2 separate regions of the Homo sapiens genome follow, and region 2 is linked to region 1. A link is an interaction called in ENCODE POLR2A ChIA-PET data of the cell type or tissue named here. Cell type or tissue: IMR-90. All regions are shown on one strand. Each heading gives the region's core, and the rest is flanking DNA. Links, peaks and the distances in the headings are about the cores only. Region 1 has its middle 7.9 kb from the start of LINC01173. Region 2 has its middle 87 kb from the start of LINC01173.

Evidence for each region. ChIA-PET counts read pairs that join two places held together with the same protein. Peaks named below come from ENCODE experiments on the same cell type or tissue, not always from the same donor. Only the 100,000 strongest peaks of a DNase experiment are listed, where the experiment ranks them.
Region 2: POLR2A ChIA-PET joins it to region 1 with 16 read pairs; 5 of 35 experiments call an interaction of 5 or more read pairs at or near these places.

What each region holds. Positions count from the first base shown.
Region 1 is chr2:234,666,985-234,682,611 of GRCh38, reverse strand. No RefSeq gene overlaps it. Among named protein-coding and RNA genes, the nearest start is that of LINC01173, 7.9 kb to the left of the region's middle. In IMR-90, for the core only: no CTCF peak of the experiment used is centred there; DNase peaks (open chromatin) are centred at 4,611 and 7,641; H3K27ac peaks cover 3,034 bases.
Region 2 is chr2:234,762,211-234,777,837 of GRCh38, reverse strand. No RefSeq gene overlaps it. Among named protein-coding and RNA genes, the nearest start is that of LINC01173, 87 kb to the right of the region's middle. RefSeq lists enhancers at 4,534-5,033, 5,034-5,535, 11,797-12,996. In IMR-90, for the core only: no CTCF peak of the experiment used is centred there; a DNase peak (open chromatin) is centred at 7,647; H3K27ac peaks cover 2,524 bases.

The sequences.
Region 1 (15,627 bases), core at 4,065-12,064:
AGCAGAGCCAGCAGGGTCTGCAGTGAGAGAGGCCCCCAGCTGACTCACAGGCTTATGAGTGCAAAGGGAATGCTGCAGTTGTCAGCCACGGAGATTTTGTCATTGTCCATTATGCAGCACTTTTGCAGTACTAGTTGAATAATACAGGTGCACTGACCTCATCTTACTTTTCCTATCCTCGTTTTCCATTGTTCCCACGGTTTTCTTCTCTTACTTTTAAAAATTCTACTTTAATACATATATAGTAGTGAGAAGCCTCAAACACTTTTCAGAATAGGTGAAGCACAAATAAGAATGCCCATAAAATATTTTGGAGAATGCTACTTTATCCCTTTTGAATTCCATGCATGTTTCCTATGATTTGTAAATGGTATCATGTGATGGTTCTTAATATTAGTTTGGAATGTAGCTGTTAAGGAGAAATCTAGGATAAAGAAGTCACATGAGAATAATGTCCAATCACTTCTGCCATGGAGGGAGGAAGAATTTTGAAGCCAAATGGAATATTATGAGCAGGTGATGTATATTAAAATAATGCAAATGAGCTAACGGCTGAGTTGAGAGTAATCATTGGCACATAGATTTGTCTCATTCTTCTTTTTTCTTTGAAGAATCCTGTGCTTGTATCTTTTTTACATCAAGGATTTTCTTCTGCCTTATTCTTCTCCAACTCCTTTATTGTTTTAAGATTCATTGCAGTTATAAATTCTGAAAGAAGAAATCTCAAAGTCACAACATAATTAAATCTTAAGCAGAATTATGTGATAAATTATTACAATTATCTTCATTTTATAGGCCAAAGTGCTAGTATGCTTCAGAATGCTTTTTATGTATTGTCCCTCATTCTCCAAATTTAACTTTTTATAGCTTTCTAAAAATGGGATTGTAACATCTCTAATGTTCAGTGATCTGAGAACACAGCGTCAATTGATAACGATAAAAGAAGAAAATCAATCACCACCAATACAAAATCCTAAGGGAATCAACCAAAGTGGAAAACTATATATTTTGAGCAGAGGCTTAAAAGAAGGGAAAATTATGGCTTTGTTAGCTCTTCTCTCCATTCTGCAAGCATAAAGCAGGTCTGCGTAATTTATTTTTGAGGCTACTCTGTAAGCCTATGCTGAGACGCGGTGAGTGCTTGCTGTGAAATGGTTCATTAATTCTCCTCCTGTTTTGCTGCATTGAAGCAGATGATGATGATTAACCTAGCAACATGGGGAAATAGACAAATCACTCTGAACCCCTGGGATGGGGAAACATTGCTCATTGTGTGTGGACAATCAGATTTTTCTTCCTATGTCATAAACGTAGTGTTGTTCTTTCTCTTCATTTATCTAAGTTCTGTGCTGCAGTGGTGCAGTTCAACATGAGGATGTTTGTGTCCTACTCTGAGCTCCTTTGTGATAATATTTTTTAACACAGAGGGTCCCAACTTACCATGGTTTGACTTGTGATTTTTCAACTTTGCAATGCTACCCATACAACCATTCTGTTTTTGACTTTTAGTACAGAAGTCAATAAATTACATGAGATATTCAACACTTTATTATAAGATAGGCTTTGTGTGAGATGATTTTGCCCAACTGTTGGCTAAGGCATGTTTAAACTAGGCTAGGCTAAGCTATAATGTTGGGTAGGCGAGGCGTATTGAGTGCATTTTCAACTTATGATATTCTCAACTTACAATGGGTTTATTAGGACATAACCCCGTTGTAAAAGGAGGAGGATCTGTACATGCACCCGGGAGGGTTTTTTACCCTGTCTTGAGGGCAGGCTGGTTTTGAGGACTGATTGAGGGAGGGGCAGATTCCATATTCGGAGGGTGAGGGGTGCACTAATGTGGAGAGTTAGATGATGGTCTCTGAGACAATGTTGAGTGGAGAGTAGAAGGTGCTAGCAACCTGCCCACTAAATCTTCTGTGCAAGCCTTGGGAGAAGCAATGGCTTTATGCACAGGTGTCAACCTACTCAGCTCAGTTACTGGAGACAGCGCTAAGCCCAGGCTGTACAGAGCAGGATCTGGGGTCTTTCAGCTTCAATTCTGCCAATGAATGTGGGACACATCTGGCTGGTCTGATATTCAGGATTGTGTCCAAAGGGCGAGGGTGCCTGCACTGAGGGACAGATGTGAGAGGGGACAGTCCCTGCTTCAGTCACATGGAGATATTCAACCAATTTTCTGTAATGGTATAGAAGAGAGGAAAGGAAAGTCGCTGGTGGCCGGTGACCCTGGGGTTGAGAAATTGTGCAGCAGGTCAATGACCACAGCAATGCAGCCAAGGCCTGGGCTGGCCAGAGGACAGAACGACTTTCCTGGTTTTCTGTCGGCCCTGTGAACTTGGCTGGGGCATGGGTGAGTCATGGTGAGTGAGCTCTGGAATTCTTTGATCCATCAGGGAAAGGAAGTGGGATTCTTGCAAAAGCAAGAAAAATGATCTTGCGGGATACGAAAAAAGCTTAAACCATGTGATGATTTAAAATGAGGAATAAAGGAGATTTGACCTCATGTTTAAGCCAGGCTGAGGGAATGAGTTGTGTCTGCTACAGAGACCATATTTTTATGAAGTGCAGCAAAGCCTTCCAGCTCCTTGTGCTTTTCTAATACATAGGAGTTCTAGGAATGTACTATAAAACACTCAAGTAACAGAAAGGTTGTGTCAGAAGAACAGTATTTGTTTAACATCCTCATACGTGCAGAACAGGAGTCACGTTCAAAGGAAGACTGAAGGCAAAGAAAGTCAGAGTATGAAACAGCATGTTCACCGGAAACAGAATTTTATTTCTGAGAGGGAGCTTGGCTGGGGTTTGCCGGCAGGCAGAGTGACGGCAGTGAGAGACTGAGTTAGTTGGCGATGGCTGCCTAACAAGTGATCACAAACTCAGCAGCTGAAAACAACAAAACAGCCCATCCTCATCATTTACAGATTCCGTATTTGTGAATTCTCCCACTGCTGAAATCGATTAGTAACCCCAAAATTGATACCCGAGGTGCTTTCATGCTCACTGGTGGATGTGCACAGAGCTTTGAAACATTTGAGTCACCCAAGGCACACATCCCACTGAGTTGAGCAAAGCAACGCTCTGCCTTCTTGCTCCAGCTCGCACGTTGTAAACAATTGTCCTTTTCACAGTCTATTTAGTGCCATGGTTTGTCACCAATTTGTGTTTTTGATAGTGATTTCACTGTTTAAGATGGTCCCAAGCACAGCACAGAAGAGCCGTCTGGTGTTCCCAAGCATGAGAAGGCTGTGATGTGCTTCCTGGAGGAAATCCGTGTGTTAGAGAAGCTTCACACAGGCATGAGTTGTGGCGTTGTTGGCCACGAGTTGTTCAATGTAACGAATCAACAATATATATTAAATCAGGTGCCTGTCAATAGAAACACACATAAAACAAGGTTACGTGTTGATTGGGTGACCAAAAAATGTTGTGACCAGAGACTCATAGGAACCTAACCCTGCATTCCCCATAGCAGCAATGGTATTTGCTAATTCGGTGTTCATGGTGACTTCACAGAACATAACTATGGTGTATAATGAGAATCAACTGTGCATTTATCCTCTTGCGACTTCTGTGGGTCAGCAGACTGGGCATGGCTTAGTTGGGACCTCAGGTTCTTACAAGGTTGTGGTCAGATATCAGCCAAGCTGCATGCCTCTTCCAAGCTCGTGTGGTTGTTGGCAGAATTCAGTCCCTTGTGGCTCTACACTGAGTCCTCTTTTCTAGCTGGCTGTAGCTGCAGCTGTTCTCAGCACCTAAAGGCTGTCTGCAGTTCCTTGCCATGTGGTGTTCTTGCAGGATGGCAGCTTATGTCTTCAAGTAATCTCACTCCAGTCAGCTGTGAGAGCATCTCCTACAGCAGCAACCAGGGACTGATTTCATGGAAGACAATATTTCCATGGACCAGGGGTGGGGTGGGGGGCAGTCTCAGGATTATTCAAGCACATTACATTAATTGTGCATGTTCTATTATTATTACATTGTAATATATAATGAAATAATTCTGCAACTCACCATAATGCAGAATCAGTGGGAGCCTTAAGCTTGTTTTCCTACAACTAGATAGTCCCATCTAGGGGTGATGGGAGACAGTGACAGATCATCAGGCATTAGATTCTCATAAGGAGCACACAACCTAGATCCCTCACATGCGCAGTTCCCAATGGGTTTTGTGCTCCTGTGAGAATCTAATGCTGCTGCTAATCTGACAGGTGGTGGAGCTCAGGTGGTAAGTGAGCAATGAGGAGCGGCTGTAAATACAGATGAAGCTTCGCTGGCTCACCCACCACTCACCTGCTGCTGTGCAACCTGGTTCCTAACGGGTACTGGTCCATGGCCCCATGGTTGGAATACCACCTTGCATGTAACATTACCTTTAGTGAGGGGCATCCCATCACCTCTGACATACTCCATTGGCTAGAATCAAGTCGCAGGTTCCACTCAAGGGGAAGGGTCACACAAGGCTTGACTCATGGGGGGATCACATTAAGATGCAGCTGCTGTAGAGACTGACCCCAAATCTTCCAGAAGACTCCATGCAAACCCAGGAAAGATGAGATGTCACTGATTACTCAGGAAAGAGCTAATAATTTGGAAATTCATGTCAACAGAGGATGAGTCATCAAGGCTGTGTCTTGGTGTAGAAAGGATGCTGTGTGGGAGGTCTCCTGGGTCCTTGTGCCAGCTCTATCAGTACCTGCAAGAATATCACAGGGCCTCAATTTTGTCAGCTCTGCTTAATGGGCTGTGTGGTTAGAAACCCATGGATACGTGCACTGCAGGCATTTCTAAATGAATAAAGTGATGAGCTCAATGCATCACAGTGGGTCTACACATCACTCAAACTGTGGGGCAAGTGCCCAGGGAGGCCCTGCTTCTTCCTATTTTCCTTTTGTTGAGAATTCTTCAGACGGCCCCCATTTCATGATGCAAGTTTTAAGGGAATGAAAATCAAAACACCCAGAATTTTAGAAATAATTATATTCGCTGTTACCCAGGTCTAAAATTTGCCAGGAATCCCCATTATCCACACTAAGCACACCCACAATGTGCACATCCCTGCCTGACAGGCCCATGGCCAGGGTTCTCAGCAACATCTGTTCTGCTGTGGGTCCTGTGGTTCAATAAGAATTGGGGTGAAGGGTGTGTGCAGGGTACCCGGAAGTGGTTCCATTATGGGCATACATGTTATCAGAGGTAACTCCATAATTATTTACACAATATCTCTGACAATCCATATAGTGCTACTGAGGCAGCTGTAAGCTACCCATGCTCCTCCTGGATCTAGGAATACAGAAAGGATTGGGTTTTCTGGTGTCTGCAAAGTGCATGAACATGCGTGGCCTAATTAAGTTCCATTTGGGAGGAATACACATCAACGGGGCCTTTCTCTTTAAGAATTGTTTCAAGACTACAGTCCTTTTGTTTAAGAATGGCTTTGTTTGCCTTTTATTTGGAGTTCAAAAGCTATTAGCCATTTGAGTTCCTGCCTCTTCCCTGGGCACTCAGATGCAGACTGCAGATGGCCAAACAAAGACCGGTTCTTGTGCCCCTGTGCCCCAGGCCGGATTTTCCCGGGCCCTTCCTCTAATATAGCATCTTACACTAACATTTGCTTTTTCAAAGCCATCTTTTCCGAACAAAGGCTTCTTTCTATAGATGACTCCTAATAAGACTCCCCTGCCCCCAAAGTTATTTGCTTCTAGCCTTTTACAGAAACATATCCCAAAGTTCTCAATTCAGCAAGAGGCAGGCAGCCTGGACCAGAGATTTTCCACCATTCTCAGCCCTGACTGGTCGAATCAGGTTCTTTGTTTCAGATTCAAAGTTATTTCTGTGTAAAACAAAGAGGCTGAGTTAGATGATCCCCAAGTTCCTTTTTTCCGCTCTAAAATGCTAACGTGAGGTATGGGAATGCAGAATAACTGCTATGCCTAGCTCCCAGCATTCCCAGGGAGGAGCAGAAGTGCCTACTCAACATTCAGATTCCTAGGCCCCTGCCCAGACCAACTGGATTAGAATCTTGGGAGGTACAGTCTGGGAATTTATATTTATAGCAAGCTCCCCTAGGTGTTTCAGACATACAGATTTAGAAGCAACTGGATGGCATTTGTTTAGAGCAGCATGTTTCTGCTTGCAAGAATAAGCAGTCCATTTAGAACAGCAAGAGAACACCTGCTTATGCTGCTGGTTAAACAGGCTCTGTCTTTTCTTTAGGAGACAGGTGTGTGGTGTTTGGCTCAGGAAGAAAACATAGCAAACAGCTATGGAAACAATGATCTCTTACTCAAGCAAATGTTTGCCTTCCCTTCCCCCCCACTTTTATCCCAACTTCAACCTCGGTGGTGAGCAAATACAAGTTTAGACGGTGCAAAGGCACTAAAATGATGGCAATAGAAAAAGCAGTGGCCCCTCTTTGTTTTGACAACTCCATCCTTTTTGCCAATCTCCCTGAAGGAGATTGAACTTCTCTGTTATTTAGTCTTATTTTATTTGGGGACTGGAAGATGGTCTTCCTAGTCATTTACCTAGCTTTTTACCCATGAGTACACACATCAAAACTTTATCAGGAAAGTAATAGGTGTCATTTGTCCCTGTTTTGAGGACTGATAGAGGCTGGGTGATCATCCTACCATAAGATATTGAAGGAAGACAATCTCTGCTTCATTTTCCTGAAACCATTTCCAGCTGCAGTCCTGCTGGCTTTTACCTGCTTAGATTAATGAATGCAATCTCAGGTTGCTGGCACTCTTTTTTGTAGAGGAAATATAAATAATGTGAGGGTTCGCCTACAACCTGGCCCTGTGATGAAACAATAAGTGGTCAGTGCTGGGAGGCTGTGCAAAGAAAGCATTGTACTGCTTTCTTCTTTAAAATTGTCCCAACATCCACTAACTCATTCAGGAGGACTCTGGTGTTCACAGTAGATCACCCTGAGACCTCAGGGTGGGTCATATTCTATCCTATAACTCAGGTGTTATTCTGAGGTCATTGTTTTGAGACAGGAATAATATAGGTTGGTCACAAGAGAATAAAACATTTCAGGCAGGAGTTTCACATGACTACAGCCCATGGGCTGATAAGACCCTGAAAAACCAGGGTGTGGACCAAGCTGGATGAGAATGACTGGAACCAACATGGCACTGGATTTGACCTAGGTTTCTCCTAGGACCTCATTATGTGCTCATTAACATACTAACCACACACCCACCAGCACCATGATGGTTCTGAGAACACCCATATTTGATGTAAAAAATGGATGGCACCACAGTTCCAAGAAATCTTCACCTTTTTCCAAGAACTCTTCACCTTTTTCCAAGAACTTTCATGAATATTCCACCCCTTGATTAAAGAAATCCATAAAGGTAGCAGCCCCAAACTCCATCTACTTAACTCTGAAGTACACCCACACCTCCCTTTTTAGAGTTTGTACTTTTCCCTTTGTGATAAATCTCCATACTTGCACTATTTTCTGACTCATACTTGAATTCCTTCTCGTGAGGATGTCAAGAGCCTGGGCACCGGCTGGGGTCAAGGTCTCACCGGTGTTCAGGGATCTCCCCCAGCCCACTGGTATCTGTATCTCCCAGGGAACAACTGAGCAATGATTCTCAGTGTATCTTCCCTGATGTGTGGGGGCATGAATGCTGCCTTGTGTGGTGTGACTGTTTGACTGGCTTCCTAGCCATGTTTAGCTGTTGGTTTTGCTTTGTTTTGTTTTATTTTATGTTTGTCCTCATGAGGAATGCTAAGAATGATGAGTGAACAGAAAGCAATTTAGTATCTAGATTAGAAGAGCTCAATGACATGAAAAGCTCCTATAAAGCTTCTCAAAAGGAGTCTTACGGTTTTTTTTTTTTTTTTTTTTTTTTGAATGTGAGCTTGGAATATATTTTGGCTTTGTCTTTTTGTCTTAATGAAATCCTCTCTTCCATATTGCTTTTTATGACAAAATCTTAGAGCTTCCAAAAGGCGATGCCTGGTACAGCTTTAGAGCAGTCTTCCCAGGACAGCTCTCCCCTCCTCCTGCTTAGAGAGTTGACAGTGAGATGGGCTCAGCATTTTTCCACTCTGGGCTTGGACAGAGCATTGTCCTCTGAGATAAGGGATCTAGATTGGTATTTGTGGGGACAGAGATGAGATTATGAGATAATATTGGGCCAGTGGACCCAGAAAGACCCAAACTTCAACCTTACTTTGTCTTTCCTCCCCTTAAGGTCTCCAAGAGAGGTACATGCCCAGAGAACAATTTCAGGGGAACATCACTGTTGAAGCTCCAGCCCCATGCACTAAGTTCCAGTGTAGTCTCTGCAGCTCAGAAGGGTTGGAGCACATGATGAACCAATTTTGATCCTAAAGATGAAGTCATAGAGGCAATTTCACCCTGAGGCCAACACAAAGTTGGTCCTGGGTGTCTGTCTCAGGACACTCAAAGGCCAGGAAAGTTCTCATATGAACCTCTAACCTCAGCTACATGAGGAGAAGACAGAGGGAGCTTAGAACAGCCCAGTAGAGAGAGAGTCTGGGAATCCAGCCAATCTACTCAAAGGAAAGCCTCTTAAGGAGAGAGACTCCATACTCTCTGCTTGACCTTTAACTTACTGACCTTGGGGCTATGATCTGGCAGATGGGTTTGTTCATTTCACCTACCTCTCCATGTGCCAACTGTGTAGTGGGGGTAGGGTGCTGACAGAGAGAAGAGGGGAGAGAGAGGCTCAAGCCAACCATCCCTTCCTCCTGGTTCTTTCTCTCTGAGAGGCCAGTGGACTTCATACCTGGGGGCTGGATCAAGCAGGACGGTTGCTTTCCCTGCAGTGCTTATGTGCAGAGCTGAATAATGTTTCAGGAGAGATCTATCCACTCCTTCATGGGGCAGTGTCTCCAGTCCTTACCAACACACCTCACATCCATAAGGGATCAGTGAATGCCTCTTGATGGTTCTGAAGAAAGCTTTCAAGCTGGCCATGCCTGCCAGTATGACTGCCTGATGAACATCTATGCAGGAGGAGGAAAAGAGTCCCCTCTGTTCCAGTACCCTCACAGTATCTCACAGACCTTCCAGGGAGAGTCACACAGGGTAACCCTCAGCACATGGCAGCACAAGTTATGTGGTACAATTCTGCTCAGTAAAAAGGATGCAGACTTGCTACTATTCTATAAAACCTATCCCATTATCCCCCGTAAAAAGTCATCAAATAGTTGTAAATGCATTTCACTCTGTAACCTCCGTGTTTCTTATGACATCACTGGAACTGGCATATTTCCTTGAGAGCCTCAAAAGCTAAGTTATTTCAATACCAAATCTTTCCCACATCTCACTTCCCTGAAGATCCAAAGATCCAGAATACACAAGAAAATCACAGCACTGGCTCCAAGTCCACAAAGTTCAACCCCAAGTCACAACATTTCCATTTTATTACTTATTAGAATGCATCTAAACAGCATAAATCCTGGGACAGGAGGATGGCTGTTTCCTTATGAGCTGGTTCCAGACCTGGGGACCACTGTTGAGCTCTCTCCTAAAATGTCTTACCCTTTAGCACACGGTCAGCAAACTTTTCCTCCGAAGGGTCAGATAGTAAACGTTTAGGCTCTGCTGGCCATAGGGTTTCTGTCATGGCTACTCAACTCTGCCATTGTAGGAAGGCAGCTGGGTGTGGCTGTGTGCCAATAAAATTTCATTTACAAAAACAAGCAGTCAACCAGATTCAGCTGTGGTTTTCCAGTCTCTGCTTTAGCACATAAAGGTCAGGCCTAAGGGCTGAGACCCTCTTGTGTGGTCAGCCCAGACCCCATACCCTTCCCTAGGGGTGGCTCTCCCCTTGTGAATAAGGCGTTTGTGCTTGGCCTTGATTGTCTGGGCCAGGGATGTCCTGTCCCAAGCCTGGCCACGTGAGTTTTTTTCTCCAGGAATGTTTTGAAATGCACATGGAAAAGAGCCCATTGCTCTTCGGTGGTGGAAGCCAGGACGTATGAGTCCCAGGGCCTGCTGAGGACACTCACCTTGCGGAGAGGGAAGGGAGCTGATACTCAGAGCACAATGGAGATTGGAGGGGAAGCAGAGCTCCTATGGTCAGGCTCTTGCCTAGTTACAGGTGTTCCTGATGCCCATCTTTATCTCATTATATGAGAAAACTCAATTTCCTTTTCATGAGCACCCCCTTTTGCTCCAACTAGTATGACCTGAAATTTCTGTTTGTTGTAACCAAAGGGATCTTCATGGATCCTCCAGGTCATATCCTATAGGACCCAAATATAATATTTCCAATAATTAAAACCAGTGATTCTCTGAGGCTCCTAGTTACATGTCTGGTGATCAGTCTTGCTTCTTTATAAATACCTAGTTCCTAAAAAAATCAGCTGGGTGCGCACTGCATTGATGACAAGAACACAATTCTCATTTCAGAGATGGTAGAGCATCCGTCGACACCAATTTCAAATGGTGAATGCAGCAGCCATTGTTTTTTTCTGCTCCAAACCAAAACCCTACCTAGTGACAATCTCTCAGGTTCAAGGGTTTCAGAGCTCAAAGACCCAACTGGGGTTAGGGGAGCCCATCGCCCACTTCACTTTCCTCGCTGCAGTCCTGACTGCTGACTTTCAGGGCACTGGGCCATGCACATCAGATGGGCAGGCTGGGCTTAGGCAGGGCAGGAGTGAAAGGCTGTTCAGTTTCCCAAAGTCTTCAGCCCTCAAGTTTTTTGATAAGAATGATGTCACCAGTCTTCCACAGAGCTTCACTGTTTGTGCTGGGAGGCAGAGGTAGAGCCTGATAGGCAGTGAGCCCATACCGGGCACCAGGCCTCTGCATCTTTCTCATGTGGGTTTGGTTATCAGTGCTCTGCAAGGGGCAGGGAGGAAACTGATGCTTCAGGATTTGCACTTAACCTTCAAGATACCATCAGAAGCACCAGCCTCTGCCAAGTTTTCACCTGAGGTTTCTCAGGTCCCCAGACAAGGGACATAGAGGGAAGGACATGCAACCTGAAAGGCCAAGCTGATGTGAGCTCGTGGAGTTAGGGCAGAGACAATACAGGGGTGTGGATTCTGAATGCAGGCTTCATCATGTCAAACCCATGCTTTCAACATCTTAGTGGTGGAATCTCCTTTTAAAGAGAATCTTATAAGAAAATTCAGGATGTAGCAGTCTGTGGCAGAGAGTCTGGAGCTGAGCTGGGGGTGACTGGGCCCTGCCTGCCGGGGACTCCTCTCCCAGTGGCGGGTCTGTTGGGGGCTTGGCAGGGTCAAGTCTGACCATAAAATATATGATGTTAATAAACAACAAGTAATTGTTACCCACTTTGCATAATGCACACTAGAAGCAAGACTTGTTTAACCTTCAAGAAGTGGCTGAAGGTGACCTGAAGGAGGCCTTAACTTGAAAGGCTCCTAATTGGAAAGCACACTGAGTTGGATAGGATTCCCACTGCCTCCCCCAACCCCCGCACTCCCCACATCTGCTTGCCATTCTTCAGAGCTAGGATCCCATGGCAACCTTCCCCCCTCACCTTTGCAAAATTAGTCCTAATCCATCTGCTCACTACCGGGGAGGTCCTGCTGCTTATCCTGCCTTCATCTCAGAGCTGAGTGCTGGCTTTGCAGCTTGCGACAAAGAGCGAGGGAATCAGTTCCCTGCAAAGACCAAACACAAGATGTCAAAAAGGGAGACCCCAGGGGGACGCAGCTGAGCCCAGCCTGGCAGCAGCCCACTCCATGTAGCAAAGAGGTGACCACGCCATTGCAGTGACACCTACTGAAGCCTTCCTGTGACTGAGCACCGTGGATTAGGAAGGCTTTCATATAGATTCATGTACTTATTCTTCCGAGAGATTCCCCTCTGGGCTTCTGGTTTGCTAAGCCCAGGGGTAGCCGTGTGTCTCATTTAAGCAGCATCATGTAAAGCCTAGGTCTGGCAATGGTAAAACAAGGTCACGTTTCTGTTCATGCTTCTATGTTGAGGATTACATATTGCAGTGAGTTGTCTTAATGGCAGAGCAGGGTACATTGAGATATTGACAGTCATGTGAGGACTCATGTTTTGTATAAGAAATATGTAGAATTTTGTTTTCTATAATGTATTTATATCTGTTTAATAATAAAAATGATGTCTATGTAAAGCATGAGCAAAAAATCGATGCTCTAGGGAAGGGTGGCACCTCCTATGTGAGTGTGGAGCCTGGACCCTTTCTACTGCCTGACTTAAAAAGCAAGGCAATATTTTACCTGGAATCCTTCTAGGCCCTAAGGAGCTGGAGTCTGAGTTGAGGGTGTTTTGCTGCTTGTTGGAACCACACTTTCAGCGACCGAGGGAAAGTCCCTGGATTCCACTTAAGGCAATCGTGTGCATTCAATACATAGTGGGGAGGGTGATTAAGAAAAAGATGAGTAAGACAAAAGCAATTTCCTTCAAGGATTTTATCATCTTACAAGGGAGTTAAGACATAGCCCAACTCATGGCAAAGAAGAGGTATTTTTTACTTTGCAAAATAGCACAGATTCAAAGGGAAGTATAATGGTGAAGTTCCAACATAGGTGCTGGGGACTTTTCAGAAGGGCCTGATATGAGGCTTACCCTTAGGTCCCCATAGGAAAGGGCAGCTTGACTACAGGTGCCAGAAAGAGGTAGGGTCCCATATGGAATGCACTGGAGGCCCAGTGGTGCCCATAGAGACACACACATTCATCTTCTTGGAAGCATATACACCCAAGAGGTTGAGGGTCCTGCTGTCTCCCGGAATCAGGCCAGCACCTCCTATAGTCAATTTGGAGTCACTGCCCCCTGTTGGTTGTTCTGCCTGGCAGATTCCTGATGTTAGCTCCTGTTTTCCTGGTTTGCCTCTTGGTGGCTTCCATTGGGATATTGCCTCTGCGCCTCTTGGACTGGGTCCAAGGTGTGCTCCCAGGTTTTCTGGTACACCATGTCCCCCAGTTTGGGTCTTGCTAGTCCATGCTCAGCAGTATCCCTGGAATGGCTATAATTTTTATGTAGGGAGAGGGTGGAAGCTGTGGTTGCTCTTCCTGGGTATGAATTGGCGCCCCACTTTTAGGGACAGAGGAAGCTCTTGGGAGGTCCACCAGTAGTGACACAGCACTGGCTGTTTAGGTTCATGGAAGATAATGGGGGCTATGTGGGAACGAATGAGGGGGAAGACAGTGAATAGATTAATTCATAGCCTTCCTATGTTTTTCTTGCTGCAGAGCCGGTTAACCTTTCTACAATCTCATGGGCCAACTTTGGCTTAAGTATCGAAGCAAGGCAGCCCCTGTTCTCACAGCCTCAGCTTACAGAAGCAGAGAAGGAAAAATAAAATCTAATAGGAAAAATAACATTGATCTGGTAGTAATTTGAATTGTAATTTACCATCATCGCATTTCCCCTTACTTTGAAGTGATTTTCCATGAATTTTTGTGTGTAGATGGAATTCTGTGTTCATTGTGTTCAATTTCCTTCCTTATTACAAAGTCTGTGGCTACTTGTGGAAAACTCAGGAAGAGTAATTTTGGCTTGAAGTTCTCTCCTTTTGCAAACATTTTCTAAAATGATGTGTTTTGCATACATATGATCTGGATGATTTTGGTAGCTTCTCTGCCCCTCCAAAAACCAGTTCAGTTTTGCTCATACTCCAGATTGCACGGTCTGAAGTTCACTTCCTGCCCAATGATATCTGTAAATTCTTAATCTTGCTTTCCCTTTCTTCCCATCACCCTGGGCCAAATACTAGATTTTTCTACTAGGCAGAAGCCCATTCCCCAGCAGCATGTTTGGAACTTGAATTTCTTTGGTGGAGGGACCTTGCATCGGAATTTCTTCATTTCCTTGCTTGACATGAAAGGTTTTTTGTTTTTTGTTTCCGTTTTCGTTTTTTTTTTTTTTTTTTTTTTTTGAGATGGCGTCTCGCTCTGTCAGCCAGGCTGGAGTACAGTGGTGTGATCTCGGTTCACTGCAACCTCCGCCTCCTGAATTCAAGCGATTCTCCTGCCTCAGCCTCCTGAGCAGCTGGGATTACAGGCGCACGCCACCATGACTGGCTAATTTTTGTATTTTTAGTAGAAACAAGGGTTCACCTCATTGGTCAGGCTGGTCTTGAACTCCTGACCTCGTGATCCGCCTGCCTCAGACTCCCAAAGTGCTGGGATTACAGGCGTGAACCACCGCGCCCAGCCGAAAGGCTCTTGTTAGCTGTGTATTCTGCTAAGGGGAAAGTTTCAACTTGTAACCCCGTGTGAAGATGGCGAATCCTTTTCTTTTTCAGAAGTCACTCCAATACCTGGTAGTCCAATGTCAGTAGGCATTTTTTCTGCCAGTGTTCAAGTATAAATGCTGGATAACGGAGAGATATTTAAAGATCTCCTAAAGATAAAACTAGCACCTGAGTCCTAGAAAGGAATTTGGAGTCAGCATTTCTATTGGTTCTTACAATACAGGTTTGAATTGAATCGTCTAAGGAAGTTTCCAAATTACATGTTTTAGGCCTCAACTCAAAAGCCGGTTTGGAGTAGGGCCTTGATAACTCAATTTTTCAAAACCTTTGTAGGTGACTTTTTTGCATGCTCTTAGTTCTGAATCACTGAAAGGTTAAACATTTCTCACTCTGCAGATGAAGAAATTGGATAGCTAAGAAATTAAATGACTTCGCTGATGTTTTTTTAATGGATATGGTGAATTGCTGATTGCTGGAGGCCCTATCAGGTGGTAAATACCATGAGGCAGGAACAGCCTATCCAGCTTCCAATCCTACTTCTAGCAATGTGTACCTCACTGCAGGTGTGCGGTAACCCAGAGTAGAGTGGAGGTCACACTGCCGGCCTGTGGCTGAACCTAGCTCAGAATCTTGGGAAGGGTGTGATCAAATGGAAAAGCATCTGTGTTCAGGGTTCCTCGCTTGAGGACCCAGGTGTGCCATTTCCCAGCTGTGTGAGCTTGAACAAGAAGCTTAAGTGTTTAGCCTCATATTCGTTGTTTGCAGCAACAGAGTTCTTGAGAGGATGAAATCACACAATCACCTTAAAATGAGTGGGGAAGTGCTAGATGCGTTATATAGACTTAATGAAAGCTATTTTCCTTTTTGTTATAATCCAGTGCTTTGTTAGCTAATATGTTTTGCCTATAAAATTTTTACATTCCCTTGCAATAAACATTTGAAGACTCTATTGAGATGTCATCAGGGCAAGGTGAATACTCTAGCCGACGTCTGGAATTTCTTATTACTTAGGATACAGACGATGCCTTTCAATTCATGAGCCAATTTCTCATCCTATCTAATTCTAGTTCCCTTCATTACTTCAAAAAATTTCCCCCTGAATTGCCAAAATGAGAACTTGACCCATTTATTTTTCCATTTGCTGTCTGAAGAGCACATTGCACTTCAATTTTCTCCAGCTTTATGGTTATGACATTTTTTCCTACCATCTTAATCACTATCAGCCTCTGCCGACATACAGTGAAACACTGGACAATTATAAATACCTGTGTATACAGATTGGAAAATGCTGATTTCAGCAACATCGGGGCTCATTTGCAAGATTTCTGATGACTTTTACCTCTCTCAGCAATTAAAATACAGCATTGCAAAATGGTACTATTGGATTCTGTCTAAGGTTTGTTGATCAAGGGACAACAATGGA
Region 2 (15,627 bases), core at 3,301-11,300, 96 kb before region 1:
AGTCTGTTTTATCAGAGACTAGGATTGCAACCCCTGCTTTTTTTTTGTTTTCCATTTGCTTGGTAGATCTTCCTCCATCCCTTTATTTTGAGCCTATATGTGTCTCTGCACATGTATTCAGTGTCCTGAATACAGCACACTGATGGGTCTTGACTTTTTATCCAATTTGCCAGTCTGTGTCTTTTAATTGGAGCATTTAGCCCATTCACATTTAAAGTTAATATTGTTATGTGTGAATTTTATCCTGTCATTATGATGTTAGCTGGTTATTTTGCTCGTTAGTTGATGTAGTTTCTTCCTAGCATCAATGGTCTTTACAATTTGGCATGTTTTTGCAGTGGCTGGTACCGGTTGTTCCTTTCCATATTTAGTGCTTCCTTCAGGAGCTCTTGTAAGGCAGGCCTACTGGTGACAAAATCTCTCAGCATTTATTTGTCTGTAAAGGATTTTATTTCTCCTTCACATATGAAGCTTAGTTTGTCTGGATATGAAATTCTGGGTTGAAAATTCTTTTCTTTAAGAATGTTGAATATTGGCCCCCACTCTCTTCTGGCTTGTAGAGTTTCTGCTGAGAGATCCGCTGTTAGTCTGATGGGCTTCCTTTTGTGGGTAACCCGACCTTTCTCTCTGGCTGCCCTTAACATTTTTTCCTTCATTTCAACTTTGGTGAATCTGACAATTATGTGTTTTGGAGTTGCTCTTCTTGAGGAGTATCTTTGTGGCATTCTCTGTATTTCTTGGATTTGAATGTTGGCCTGCCTGGCTAGGTTGGGGAAGTTCTCCTGGATAATATCCTGAAGAGTGTTTTCCAATTTGGTTCCATTCTCCCCGTCACTTTCAGGTACACCAATCAGACATAGATTTGGTCTTTTCACATAGTCCCATATTTCTTGAAGGCTTGGTTCATTTCTTTTTACTGTTTTTTCTCTAAACTTCTCTTCTTGCTTCATTTCATTCATTTGATCTTCAATCACTGATACCCTTTCTTCCAGTTGATCAAATCAGCTACTGAAGCTTGTGCATGCATCATGTAGTTCTTGTGCCACGGTTTTCAGCTCCATCAGGTCATTTAAGGTCTTCTCTATGCTGTTTATTCCAGTTAGCCATTCGTCTAATCTTTTTTCAAGGTTTTTAGCTTCTTTGCCATTGGTTCGAACATCCTCCTTTATCTCAGAGAAAGTTGTTATTACCAATCGTCTGAAGCCTTCTTCTCTCAACTCGTTAAAATCATTCTCCATCTAGCTTTGTTCTATTGCTGGCAAGGAGCTGCATTCCTTTTGAGGAGAAGAGGCACTGTGATATTTAGAATCTCCAGCTTTTCTGCTCTGGTTTCTCCCCATTTTTTTTTTTATCAAAGTTTTATCTAACTTTGATCTTTGATGATGGTGACGTACAGATGGGGTTTTGGTGTGGATGCCCTTTCTGTTTGTTAGTTTTCCTTCTAACAGTCAGGACCCTCAGCTGCAGGTCTGTTGGGGTTTGCTGGAGGTCCACTCCAGACCCTGTGTGCCTGGGTATTATCAGCAGAGGCTGCAGAACAGCAAATATTGCAGAACGGCAAATGTTGCTGTCTGATCATTCCTCTGGAAGTTTTGTCTCAGAGGGCACCTGGCTGTATGAGGTGTCAGTCGGCCACTACTGGGAGGTGTCTCCCAGTTAGGCTACTTGGGGGTCAGGGATCCACTTGAGGAGGCAGTCTGTCCATTCTCAGATCTCAAACTCCATGCTGGGAGAATGACTACTCTCTTCAAAGCTATTAGACAGGGATGTTTAAGTCTGCAGAAGTTTCTGCTGCCTTTTGTTCAGCCATGCCCTGCCCTCAGAGGTGGAGTCTACAGAGGCAGGCAGGCCTCCTTGAGCTGTGGTGGGCTCCACTCAGTTCAGGCTTCCAGGCCACTTTGTTTACCTACTCAAGCCTCAGCAATGGTGGGCCCCCCTCCTCCAGCCTCGATGCCACCTTGCAGTTCGATCTCAGACTGCTGTGCTAGCAATGAGGGAGGATCCGCGGGCGTGGGACCCTCTGAGCCATGCTTGGGATATAATCTCCTGGTGTGTCATTTGCTAAGACCATTGGAAAAGCACAGTATTAGGGTGGGAGTGACCCGATTTTCCAGGTGCCATCTGTCATGGCTTCCCTTGGCTAGGAAAGGGAATTCCCTGACCCCTTGCGCTTCCTGGGTGAGGTGATGCCTCACCCTGCTTTGGCTAACGGTCCATGGGCTGCACCCACTGTCCTGTACCCACTGTCTGATAAGCCCCAGTGAGATGAACCCAGTACCTCAGTTGGAAATGCAAAAATCACCCATCTTCTGCGTCGCTCACACTGGGAGCTGTAGACTGGAGCTGTTCCTCCATTGTATCTAATTGTTTTCATCTATCAGGTATGATCTTGTCACTTGAACATCTTAAGAGAGAGGTACTATTTGCCAAACCTCAAACAGTTCTATTTGTTCTGTGTGCCTTGAGTAATAATTTAATCCAAAAATGGAGACATGTTTATTAATAGGCTATAGAATATTTTTCAGAGCCAAAGCAGAAGACGTGGTGACTGTTAGCCCTGAAGGCAGAGTTTTTCTGCTTAAGGAGTGAAGTAATGCAGAGACAGGGTGGAAGGAGAGAAAAGAAAAATGAATAAGATTTATTATAAGGGGAAAATAATGAAGAACTCTGCAGAATCATTCCCTGAAATTTACTTAAGAAATAGAGACTTTTGCTCTTTCTCCCCCTCCTCCCCCTTCTCTTCCTCTCTTTCTTTCCCCCTCCCTTTCTCCCTCCTTATTTTATTTTATTTTATTGTTGGTTTTTTGAGATGGAGTCTCACTCTGTCACCCAGGCTGGAGAGCAGTGGCGTGATCTCAGCTCACTGCAACCTCTACCTCCCAGGTTCAAGCAATTCACCTGCCTCAGCCTCCCAAGTAGCTGGGACTACGGGCGTGTACCATCACGCCCGGCTAATTTTTTTATATTTTTGGTAGAGACGGGGTTTCACCATATTGGCCAGGCTGGTCTCGAACTCCTGATCTCAAATGATCCACCCACTTAGGCCTCCCAAAGTGCTGGGATTACAGGCATGAGCCACCGCGCCTGGCCTTCTTTCATTTTAGGGGCAGCAGAGTGGAGCTTGTTTTGGGCCCTGATGAACTTGGATGATTTTCTGTCCCTGTTTCCTTATCGTACCTTACTGTACCTACCTTTTAGCTTTATTATGAGGCCTACTGAGTTAATATTTGTAAATCACTTAGAACAGTATCTGGGAATATGTGTTTGTTACATAAAATAAAGACTTAGCTCACAATGAGATTCACTGAGAAAACTGCAAGTATGTCAGAGAAAATTTTGCGTTGGCTCAGAACCAAGAGTGACTTACAAACACTTCTAAACTGTACCTGGAAGACATAGATCAGTGGCCTACATTTCAGTCACATATGCTAGACAGTTTTCTCTACCTTGTCTATGACAGTACATTTATTTCTCCTCTATTTGCCTTCAGATTACATTACAAAGTTGGCTAGTTTAAACAACAATCTGTGTTGTTAACCATCCTCTACTCTGCTGAAAAGGGAACTTCACCAACCAAAGGCAAACAGGAAGGTTAGTTAGGTTATGTAAGTCTGTGTACGGCCTGCAATCTAGATATTGCCAAAGCGGGATGAGGGGCATGGCAGCCTGGTCCCAGCAGAGCAGCAGGTGGGGATGATGTCACAAAGACATGGCAGCCCCAACACAAATCCTAACACTAAGATCACCATGGCAGAGAGCGGGCGGCCATGTAGATGCACATCCATGACTATCATGTGACTATTAAATCGTGTGACAAAAAAGAGGCCACAGTTGTTCACCAGCCACAGCTTTCAAAACAGGACTTGCTGGCAGGTGAGGCCAGTGTCACATGTCTTTAGAACCATCCAGGCAGCAGTTGCATGGCCCTAGGCATTTAAGATGACCTCAGAGTTGGGTTCCCCTCCCCACCACTTATCTTTAGGTTACTTGAGCAAGTTATTCAGCCTTTCTGAATTTAAGTTCTCAATAGCTCAATTGATGCCCTTATGGAAGGATTACTGTGAAGCTTCCATGAAGGATACACATAGCTTCTCTGAGCACAGTGCTTTGTGCATAGCAGATGGTCAGAAAATGTTCATTTTCTCTCCTGCTTCCATTTCTGCTCCTTGGCTGCTTGCATTTGAAGCAGGAATAAAACCTAGCTATTTCCCTGAAGAGTTCAACAAGTGTTGTATTACAGAGACAAGGCTGAGCCATTTCTTTCTTAAAAGGTCACTAACTATACGAAATTAGTCCCCATGATAAGGGAGTTTGCCTCTCGAGTCCAGAAAGTCACATGAGGGGGCAGGCAATCTGGCATATCGTGGGGACTTCAATGCAGTGGAAGTGATGGTGGTACCGAAGGGACCTGGCCACTGTCATTGACAGATGTGACTGAAAGATCAGGGGAGCTGCTTCTCCAAGACAGGCCAGGTGCATTTCCAGGCACATTTGCAAATTTCCAGAAACTGCAAGTCACCGTGCTCCCTTGTCTCCCAAGGTCCTGGAGGGCAGTCTGTTCTCCTCTGGGGAGAAGTCCATTTACACTGCAGAGTGGGCGTGATGCAGTCTCAGCATGGGCATTTGTCCCTGTCCTTCCCATTACTCTGCCCCCCTCCAGCCTCTTCTCAATATTCCTGCTCTCCAGTTCATTACTGGACAGCAGAGCCCAGCACTGGGCTATTCTAGAGCAGCATCTTTTTGGCACCAGGGACTGTGGAAGACAATTTTTCCATGTTTCCATGTTGGCTGGGGGAGGTGGGGTGAGTTGAGTGGGGCTGTGGGCATTAGATTCTCGTAAGGAACGTGCAACCTAGATCCCTCCTGTGTGCAGTTCACAATAGGATTGAAGCTCCTATAAGAATCAAATGCTGCTGATCTGACAGGAGGTGGAGCGCGGGCGGGAATGCTTTCTAGCCTGCTGCCGTCCTCCCTGCTGTGCGGCCAGTTCCTAACAGGCCATGGTGTGTGGCTGTGGCTCAGGGGTTGGGGATCCTGGTTCTAGAGGACAGGAGGAGAGAAGAAAAAGAAGTCGGCTGCTACTTTCAGGAAGAGCTCAGTGGTATGCAAGCCAATCTTCGGGTTGACCTAGCCTGCTTTGTAGCAGCAATTTCACCCTTCACCCTGCCAGTGGCCCGGTTAGTGGTGAAAACCTCCAAGTGGGAAGGAGGATCCATTAGAATAAATCATGAGGAACTCCTCAGTCTGTCTCTCCAGCCCTGTCCTTGGATCTCCAGTTCATCGACTAAATCCAGCTGCCTGCTGACAGCTGTGTGGGGGGTGGAGCAGAGGAGATGTCAAGGGTGCACTGAAATGGAATTGGCCCCAACCCACTGCTTCATTTCCAAGGCTTCCCTTATCCCCCACCTGGACCCGTTTCTCTTCCAGTTCTCCTTTGCTGAAGCCAAATACAGAACTTACCTAGTTCCTGTCCTGCCCTCACCCCTCTCTAAACGAGTCCTGTTTCTGAAACATGTCATAGCTCTGCTCTTCTCTGTCCCCCACTGTGTCATATTGTCCGAGCCATCATCCCTTCCCACCTGGATTACCCTGGTAACCACCTACACGGATATGGCTGCTTCTGGCTCATTGTGTTAGTTTGTCAGGGCTGCTGTAACAAATCACCGCCAACTGGGTGGAGTAAACCACAGGCATTTACTGTCTCGGTGCTGGAGCCTGGAAGTTCGAGGTCAGAGCATCAGCAGGGCTGATTCCTTCTGAGGCCATGAGGGAGAATCTGTTCTAGGACCTTCTCCTGGCCTCGGGGGTTTGCTGGCAATCTTTGGAGTTTTTTGGCTTAGAGGAGCATCACCTTGGCTTCTGCCATTATTTTCACATCATTTTCCCTCTATGTGTGTCTGTCTCTGTCCCAATTTCCCCTCTTCATAAGGACGCCAGTTGTATTGTATAAGGGCTCACCTGAATTACTGCATTATAACTTGATCATCTCTGTAAAGACCCTATTTCCAAACAAGGCCACATTCTGAAGTACTGCGGGGGCTAGAACTTCAATCTATCTTTTTTGGGAAGACACAATTCAACCCTTAAAGCCGTCTAATTCATTCTCCCTACAGCAGTGAGCATTCTTTGAAAAGGCAAATCAGAGCCCATCATTCTCCTGTCCCAACCCTCTAGCCGATTCCCTTGCACTGAACTGAAATTCTGAGCCCCTTATCCCTGGCTGGCATACAGAAGCCCCATTTATCTTGTCCCATCCACCTCCCTACCTTCCTCCTGTCCTACTTCAGCCTTTTGTCTGTTCCTTAGATACAGCAAGCTCCTCCCCATCTTAAAGATTTTGCAGTAACCCTCTCTTCTTTCTAGGAAGCCCTGTCTCCTGTTTGGTCTGTGACTGACTACTTCCTGTGGTTCAGATCTCAGCTTAAATGTCACCTCTGCAGGGGGCCACTTTGACCCCCAGCTCAAAATCAGACATCTCATCCCACCCCTTACACCACCCCATTGCAATGCTCGGAATGGCCCTTATCAGTGTCTTGTTATTCATTTTATTTCTGCCTTCCACTCTAACCCCTCTTAGAACATCAGCCCCGGTTGGGGGGTGGGGGGCATGGACTTGTCTGTCTGGTTCATTATTAAACCCCCAGCAGTAAGAGGAGTGCCTGGCTCCTAGCTGGCACTCGGTAAATACAGGTCAGATGAATGAATAAATAGATCTGTCCCTGCTCTCTTTTAGCCATGTTTTTGGCTAATTTTGGATGCTGGTAGGCACTTTGTTCTGGCAGAATTTTGTAGGGCAGGGTTTCTCAACCTCACCAAGATGGAAACATTGTAGCTGAGTAATTATTTGTTTAAGAGGTGTCCTGTGCATTGTAGGATTTTTACCAACAGCCCTGAACTTTACCCACTAGATTCCAGGAGCAACCCCCCACTCCTAGGTTGGGACAACCCAAATTGTCTCTAGGTATTACCAAATTTCTCCTGTGGGGCAAAATCCACCCCTGCCCCCTACCACTCAGTCATCTCCATTGCAGGGCCAGCCACAGCTCTTACAGGACAGCTGTAAGAACAAGAGTTCTGGGAGGCTTTCAATTACACCCATCTCCAAGTGGAACTCTCCAGGCTAAGAGGATGATGACCACCAGCAGGTAACGCAGTGAAGTTGGTGGCCTGTCCCAGGAGAAAGCAGAGTGCAGGCTGTGGGGCAGACAGACCTGATCTTGATCCCAGCTCCATCTCGCACTAGCTGGGTAAAGTAGACAAGCCACTTAGCTTATATTCAGAATGGAGATGGGTGGGATTGCTAGGTGGGGTTAGTAGGAGACAGTGGATACAAACACAAGGCCTGGTGCAGGATCACGCGCTGTAGGAGCTGGGCTAATGCGGCACTCACAGCAGGGAGCTCCGGGCTCCTGGTAAGGATGGCATGGAGAGCGCAGGGAGAAAGGGGACTTGGCAGCCGTCCACTGAGGCCTATACTCATATCCAATTAACATACTTGCTCTAATTCTCTGGTCCTTTGACTCACTAATTTTCTGGTTCCACAAAGCCTGACTGTGCCGTGAGCATCTGCAGCTGGCCAGGGCCTCAGGGAGGCTGTGGGAAGGTGGAGAGAGAGGCAGCCCAGCCGGCAGCTGGGCGAAGAGCCTCCCAGCACAGATCTCTTTTTATCAGCGCTGAATTCCCCCAGCCAGTAAGTACCCCCTGCAAAGGGGTGCGGGTCCTCCCTCCCAACTCCTGCACATTTTCCTTTTGTGACTTCATTCTGCTTCCCAGGCTCTTCTTGGCATGAGCTGAGGGGCAGAGGTTATTGGGAGGAAAAGAGAGCAAAAGCTAAAACATAAGAAAGCGCATCTGATCCTCTTAAAAGAGTCTTTCAAACAGCTACACGGGCATCCACTGTGAGGCCTGAAATATTTATATCCAGCAAAGGATCTATGGGAAATGCCTCCCTGATTTGAGGACAGCTGTAAGAACAAGAGTTCTGGGAGGCTTTCAAAGTGGGAGAACAGAAGAAACCACATTTGAACTTCTCTTAACTTAAAAAAAAAAAATAGCCTACCCAATTAACTAACTGAATTCTAAGGAGATAAGCAAAATTATTGTTAATTTATTTTATTTATTAGAGACAGGATCTCACACTATCACTCAGGCTGGAGTACAGTGGTGTGATCTCAGCTCACTGCAGCCTCGACCTCCTGGGCTCAAGCAATCCTCTAGCCTCAGGCTCCCAAGTAGCTGGTACTACAGGCACGCACCACCATGCCCAGCTAATTTTTTTGCTTTTTGGTGGAGGTGAGGTCTTACTATGTTTCACAGGCTGGTTTCAAACTCCTGGGCTCAAGCAATCCTCCCACCTTGGCCTTGAAAAGCGCGGGATTACAGGCATGAGCACAGTGCCTAGCCTTAATTAATGTTAAATTAGTTTAAAATGTATTACACCTAAGGTATTTGTGGGGCAGGTGATGGAGGGAGGTGGTAGTGGCTGGAGTGGGGACTGTCCTTGGCAGATGGCGTCCACTTCTAGGGCCAGCTCTATGGGCAAGTCTCAATAGGAGTGACACTGGAGGTTGTATCAGAACCAAGGTACAAATAGGTTGAAAGTCTCAGGAGTAGAAACAGAGCGCCATGGGAGCTATGGAGAGCCAGCAGGTCTGCAGAACCAGGCTCAGGGGCCAGGGCCTCAGTGAGACCAGGGCAAACCTTCTTCTCAGGGGAGGAAGAGGGTGAATCGAGTCCCAGCTTCACAGCCTCCCAACTTGAAACTGCAGGAGAGAGCAACTGTTGCTACCAGCACACATGCATTTGTCCTGGGAAAGGTGACGGCTCGGGGGTCATGGCCAGCCCTGGACTGAACCCTGTGATTGCTGCTGTGATGGCTGGGATGGGCTCGCAGGCTGTCTCTGTACCCGGCTGTACCAACAGGGGTTGGGGTTATTTTAGAAAGGAAAGGGAGGGGTAGAATTGTGTCTGGCAGTCACCACCCCATGACTAACTCTCAAATGGTGGGTCATGTTCCAAAGCTCACTTCATTCAGAGAGGAACGAGTTGGCCAGACTCTTGAATTGGCTTTGCATGAACCTAAGAGGAACAAGAGGATTCCACTGATTTTTTAGATCTGAGTGTGTTGTCTTGTCTCAGGCGGACCTGCACTTGGAGCCCCAGAGGCAAAGGCAGGCGTAACCCTTCTGTGGTGGCTGCTGGGGTTCTTCTGGGAGCCCCGTCTGAGGACTTCCATGACCCCAATCTCATCCTTTCCCCTGATGTTCCAGGGCATGGCTTGAAGCAGGGAGCAGTGTGCTCTGGTGCCTGACCAGGGTGACATTTGCTGCAGTGGTGACTTTACCACTACTTTACTTTTTGTCACTAAGAAGTTTGGAAAATGAGTGCACCATCATAGTGTGTTTATTGTGTCCCCAAAAGATGTGTCTGAGTCCAAACCCTGGTTCCTCAGAATGTGACCTTGTTTGGGGACAGAGATGCTACAAATGTAATTGGTTAAGATGAGGTCATCCTGGATTGGAGTGGGCCTACTCCAATGTGACGGGTGTCTTTATAAGAAAAGACAGAGAGAGAGAGAGAGAGAACGAACACACAAATACCCCATGAAGACACAGACACAGAGGGCAGAAGGCTGTGTGAGGACAGAGGCAGAGGTTGGAGAGATGCCGCCATAAATCAAGGAACACCTGGAGCCACCAGGTGCTATTTCTTGCCTAAGATCCTCCAAGCAAGGATTCCTCCCTAGGACCTTAAGATGGAGCTTGGCCATATGACACCTTGATTTTGGACTTCCCATCTCAAGAACCATGAGAGAACAAATTTCTGTTGTTTTAAGTCACCCAGTTTTACAGTCCTTTGTCATAGTCATTCTAGGACATGCATATACCATCTCAAGGGGTTGTCTGCTTATGTTTGTTTTATGTGTGCATGCATGAGCTTTGTAATCCATCCAATCACATCCCTCATTCTAGTACAACAGGATCCCAAGTAACCTCAACTTTCATAATTATGATTAGAAAAATAAGTAAACATCTGACACATTTCCTATTTTTCTGGGTTATAAAGTCTTATCTGCTCTTCATAGGATCCATGGGGAAGGTAATGTGTGCACAGTTCACACACATTCAGCTCACTCTCCACCATAAGTGTTAAGATTTCAAGGGAGGTGTGGCCATTCCCAGTTCACACTGAGGCCCAGAAGACTGAATGGCTCCTGTAGTTTAGAACTAATCAGAGTGACTCTTTGGTTTCTGCCAATGAAGACCCAACCCAAGTAGCTCCAGCAAAGGGGCAGGTGTTTCCTGTGACCCCCCTCAGGGAGGAAAGCCCAGCTGGCCTTGGCAATGGTGGAATTTGGGCTCTGTCCTTCTTCCTAGTCAGTGCCCCTCGGAGTGGGCTGCTCTCTCTCCTCCCAGCCCCACAGGGCAGGAGACCTGGCTGCTCACATCAGCCCATCTTGGCCACTCGAGAAGAACTGACTGGCTTCCCTTGATTCCTGGTAGAAAATCCTGGGAAAAGATGGCTTGAATCATGGTGTGTAGGTTCTTACATTTGGATCAGTCACCTGTGAGCAGAGATTGGAGCCCTGTGATCAGCCAGGTGGGCATTTCAGCCCTAGACCACCACTGTGGCCAGGGAGTCAGGTTCTGGAGGAAGACAGCAGCTCCCAGTGGAACCACGTGATTGGAAGGAGTTTCCCAAAGGGGCAGACAAATGGATGGCGCCTGCTAGGAGCAGAGCTGGAAGTGGTAGCTGATAGAGCCAAGATCCTCCCCTCACTTGGGGGGCGCATGTGGGTGTTTAGAGGCCCAGTACTGTACTCTGAAGTCCTCAGCAATCCTTTAAGAATGTGATCCTGGTTCATGCCTGGTGGTCATTTAGATGAATTTGATGAGATTTGCTCACAGGCGACCTAGAAGCCAGTACTGTGTCTACAGGGAGTAGACAGTCAACAGAAGCGGGTTAGATAAGACTGGGGTGATCTCAAGCTGTGTCAGGGCCCGCCATGCTGATGCGGATCTTCCCCATTGTTACTCATCTCATAGGAATCACCCCCAAATTAAGGTTTAATCATTTATGCATTTGAAAAAAAAACCCATTTAGAATTTTACAAAAGATATTGTATTAGAGTTCTCCAGGGAAACAGAACCAATAAGATCACATAAAATTCACCATTGCAGAGACTAAAAGTGCATTTCTGTAAAATGGAACATGGCTACACCATTTAAGTCTTAAAGACAATGCTTTCCTTGCCTTGTTTGGATTAGTTTGATGGTAGTTCAGATGGTTTTGGCCATGATGTGAAACTGCGTTTGCTGTATTTTGCACACATGCATCAAGCCTTATTATTAAAAGACAGAGCTGAGATATAAAGATTGCAGTTTGCACAATACAAAATACTGTTTTTTTAAAAAAAGTTATGTTCCTTTATATAAATAATTTTTAAAAGTTCTTTATTGAGAACACTATTATTGCAGAAAGAAAGATAGCATCCTCTATAATTAAGAGTGAAAACATTTCCTCATGGTCAATATTTACTGTCATGTCTACTATTAACTTTCAGAAACTTCCCCTCTGTAACAGAAACATGAACTGAGAAAAAAAAAAGGAAAAACTAATTAAATCAAAACTTTCTCTTTTAGTTTTCTAAGATTTATCAGTGGTTAATTTTAGGACAAAACTACATTTGAGCATTTACCACTAAAGTAATACGACAAAAAGTCTTAATGTTTCATGTTGGGTTGTAACATGATTCTAACACTGGAATGGTGTTGGATTTAGTCACCATTCAGCCATCCACCTTTCTATGAATCCATTCTTCCACACATCTCTCCTTCAAATATTCATAGAGGACCTAGTAGATTCCAGACACCATCCTAACTTCTGGGCATGAGACATAAATAAGAGATTCCCTACCTTCAGAAGGCTTCTCTTCTATTAAGTGATGAAAAGACACAAAATAATTATTCTGTGAATGGTAAGTACTGCAATGGACATGAGGAGATGTTACTTTGGGAGCACATTGGGAAGGACGTAATCATAGCTACCTTCACCTGAGCGAGCACTCATTAGGTGAAGGGGTTTACATAGATTATCTCATTTCATCCTCTCAATAGCCCAGTGATGCAGGCACTGTTATCCTCCTCTTCATTTTACAGGGGAGGCCACTGGGACACAGAGGGTTGGAATATCTTACCCAAGATCTGACAGCTAGGAAGTGCAGGAGCCTCCTCTCGGGTCCTACATTCCATCTGAGGACTGGATCCTGCTGGAAGAAGGAAGGAGGTTTATCCAGGGAGGGTGTGCAGGTAGGAGGCTGTCGTGATTCATCACGGGAAGTCAATAAAGGGTGAATAAGGGCAGTGGGAGGGGCCAAGGACAGCAGTGGGGATGGTCAGAGGGGCCAGCACATCACATGAGATGACCGACTGGCTGTAGGGTGTGAGGGGAGGAGGGAGGCCAGTAGAGTGCCCTTGTTTCCAGCTGGGGGCTGCCATCAAAGCGGGCACTGTTCACTCAATCAGGAAGGAGTGCAGCAGGTGGAGGAGGCTGGGTGGGAAGCAGGTGGGTTCAGCTGTAAAATAAACCTTATTCAGTTGATGACCATGCATTCTGAAGTCCCTGCACACTTTGAAATCTCTGAGAAGAGGTCCTGCCGAGTCCTTCTGCAGCTGCTCTCAAGCTAGGAACGGCGGGGCTGCTCCTGACCGCTGCTTCTCCCCCAGCCCTGGGTGGGGGGCTGTGAATACCCTTTGGGTCCTCTTCAGGCTTCTCAGGAGCAGGGAAGGAAGGCCAGCACAACTGCGGATGCCCTGGAAAAGCCAGCCCACAGCCGGGGTCCCTGTGAGACAGCAGGAATCTGTCAGTGTCCCTGAGGAATTGGGGATCCCAGAGTGGGGACAGGGAGGCCCAGGGGAGGGGCTGGGGAAGGGACAGCTTCTTGTAGCCACATCCACCAGGAGCCAAGCCCCAGGCCCTGAATTTCATCCAGATAGACACTCAGGAGATTGGGAATTTATCTTTGTGTCAAAGGTGCTTACCGGATTCACCTGCCAAATGTTGACTTTATGCCGATTTACATATCCTATGTTAATTAGCTTTCTTAATACTGATATTTCCTAGAGTGTTTGCAAGATATTGTGTCAGGGGAAAAATATTTTCTTGTTGCATGAAAGGTACTCCTAAACTCAGCACCTGGTGAACCAAGGGGGATCATCATAAACATGTTAACAGGAGGCCTTCTGAGCAGGAACCACAGCAGGGTAATGCAATCATGAAAATCCTGTAAATACATTCCATTCAACCAAACCTCCTTAAATGGCTTCCAGCCCACATTTCCTAAAGGTTGTAACTTACTCTTAAGATTACAAAGATCTGGCTGGGCGAGGTGGTGGCTCATACCTGTAATCCCAGCACTTTGGGAGGCTGAGGCAGGCGGATCACTTGAGGTCAGGAGTTGGAGACTAGCCTGGCCAACATGGTAAAACCCCATCTCTATTAAAAATACAAAAATTAGCTGGTGTGAAAATTAGCTGGGTGTGGTGGCACGTGCCTGCAATCCCAGCTACTCAGGAGGCTGAGGCAGGAGAATCACTTGAACCTGGGAGGCGGAGGTTGCAGTGAGCCAAGATCATGCCACTGCACTCCAGCCTGGGCGACAGAGCAAGACTCCGTCTCAAAAAAAAAAAAAAAAAAATTACAAAGATCTTTTCAATCAAATGAATTGTTATGGTTTGAATTGGGTGCCTCCAAAGGTGTCAAAGTCTAGCCCCCAGTGCCCAAGAATGTGGCCTTATTTGGAAATAAGGTCTTTGAAGATAATCAAGTTAAGATGAAGTCATTAGAGTTAGTTCTAATCCAACAGGACTGTCCTTACAGAAAGATGAAATTTGAACATAGAGACAGGCAGGCATAGTGAAGACACAAGGAGGAGAGGGCCTTCTGCAAGCCGAGAGAGGCCTCGAGAGACCCTCCCTCCCAGCCCTCAGAATGAATGAATCACCCTGTTGACACCTTGATCATGGACTTCCGGCTCCTAAAACTGTGAGAAAACAAATGCCTGTTGCTTAAGCTGAGCAATCTGTGGTGCTTTGATATAGCAACCCTGGCAAACTCATACATGAGTTATCTCGAAGTTTGCATTTCGAAACTGCATCATTCCCACATCTGTGCTGGAAAATTATAATGGCTGCTGGACTGGGACTATGTATACATGAGAGAGCATGCCGGAGTTTACAGTCGGGCCAAGAGAAGATATCTCTGCTGCACAAAACTGAAAGGCATGGTGAGAGATGAGAAAAGTGGCACCCTGGTCACACTCCTCTGTGCTATGGCCATGCAACCTGGCACACTTGCTTCCTGGAGCCTGAGGTCTTGTGGGGCTCCCTCCAGGCTGAGCCTGCTAATGACTTCCTTCGAGGGCTGAGCATCAGAGTCACTGCAGTGCTTGTGGAAAATGTGGTTTCTATGGCCCCACCAGCCCAACACAATCAGACCCGGAGGGTGGGGCTGCAGATGTGCATTTCCACGAACACTCTTCAGGGATTGGACATGCTCCATGGGAACTGGACGAGCAAGGCTTAACTTTGCTTCTGTCAAACTACAACACAAAGGCAGTGAGCTCTAAGGAGGGCTACTACGTGCTTTAGGCCACTTCCGGAACCCTAGGACTGTTAATTTATTTAATCATTAGTCTGGTATTTTTAAAAAAGTCATGATTTCTTTTCTCGCCAATAAAAACACTGCTATTCTCTATGCATGCCTAAATTCTTTTCAGAGCCAGTTAACATAATTTATTTAATACGAGTCAAGATGACAATGAAGTAAATCAACTCTTGATTTGGTAACAGAGTTGCATTTCTCTGGGCAAGAGTAAGCTGAAGTAATTAACCAGTACCTTAAAGCTGATGATCATATTGCAAGAAGCAAAGAGAAATTGTTAATTTTTTTTTTTTGAGTTGGAGTCTTGCTCTGTCGCCCAGACTGGAGTGCAGTGGTGCGATCTTAGTTCACTGCAGCCTCTGCCTCCTGGCTTCAAGTGATTCTCCTGCCTCAGTCTCTCGAATAGCTGGGACTACAGGTGTCCGCCATAATGCCTGGCTAGTTTTTTTGTATTTTTACTAGAGACAGGGTTTCACCATGTTGGTCAGGCTGCTCTCAAACTCCTGACCCCAAATGATCCTCCTGCCTTAGCCTCCCAAAGTGTTAGGATTACATCTGTGAGCCGCCGTGCCTGGCCAGAAATTGTTAAAAATTTAATAATGAATATATAAGTTGGATAAAAATAGAGAAAAGATTGGGTAAAGATGATAAAGACCAAAATAGAAATTGTATGCTCCCAAGCACAATGTAGGATGAAGGAGACAGGAATTTGGAGTCAAAAATTCAGGTTTGCATTGCAATTCCAGCCTATGTGCAAATCAATCTGAGTCTATTTTATCATTTATAAAAATGATAATAGGAATAAGGAGAGAATGTTTGTGATAATGTGCAGCAGAATACCGCTCTCAGAGAAGTCTGTATTGGATTTCAGTTTCTTTTATTATTAAAAAGAAGAACAAGCTCTTACAAGGGTACTACATGTTTTGGGAAACTACTAAGAGTGGTCCTTCATTAAAAGCAGACATG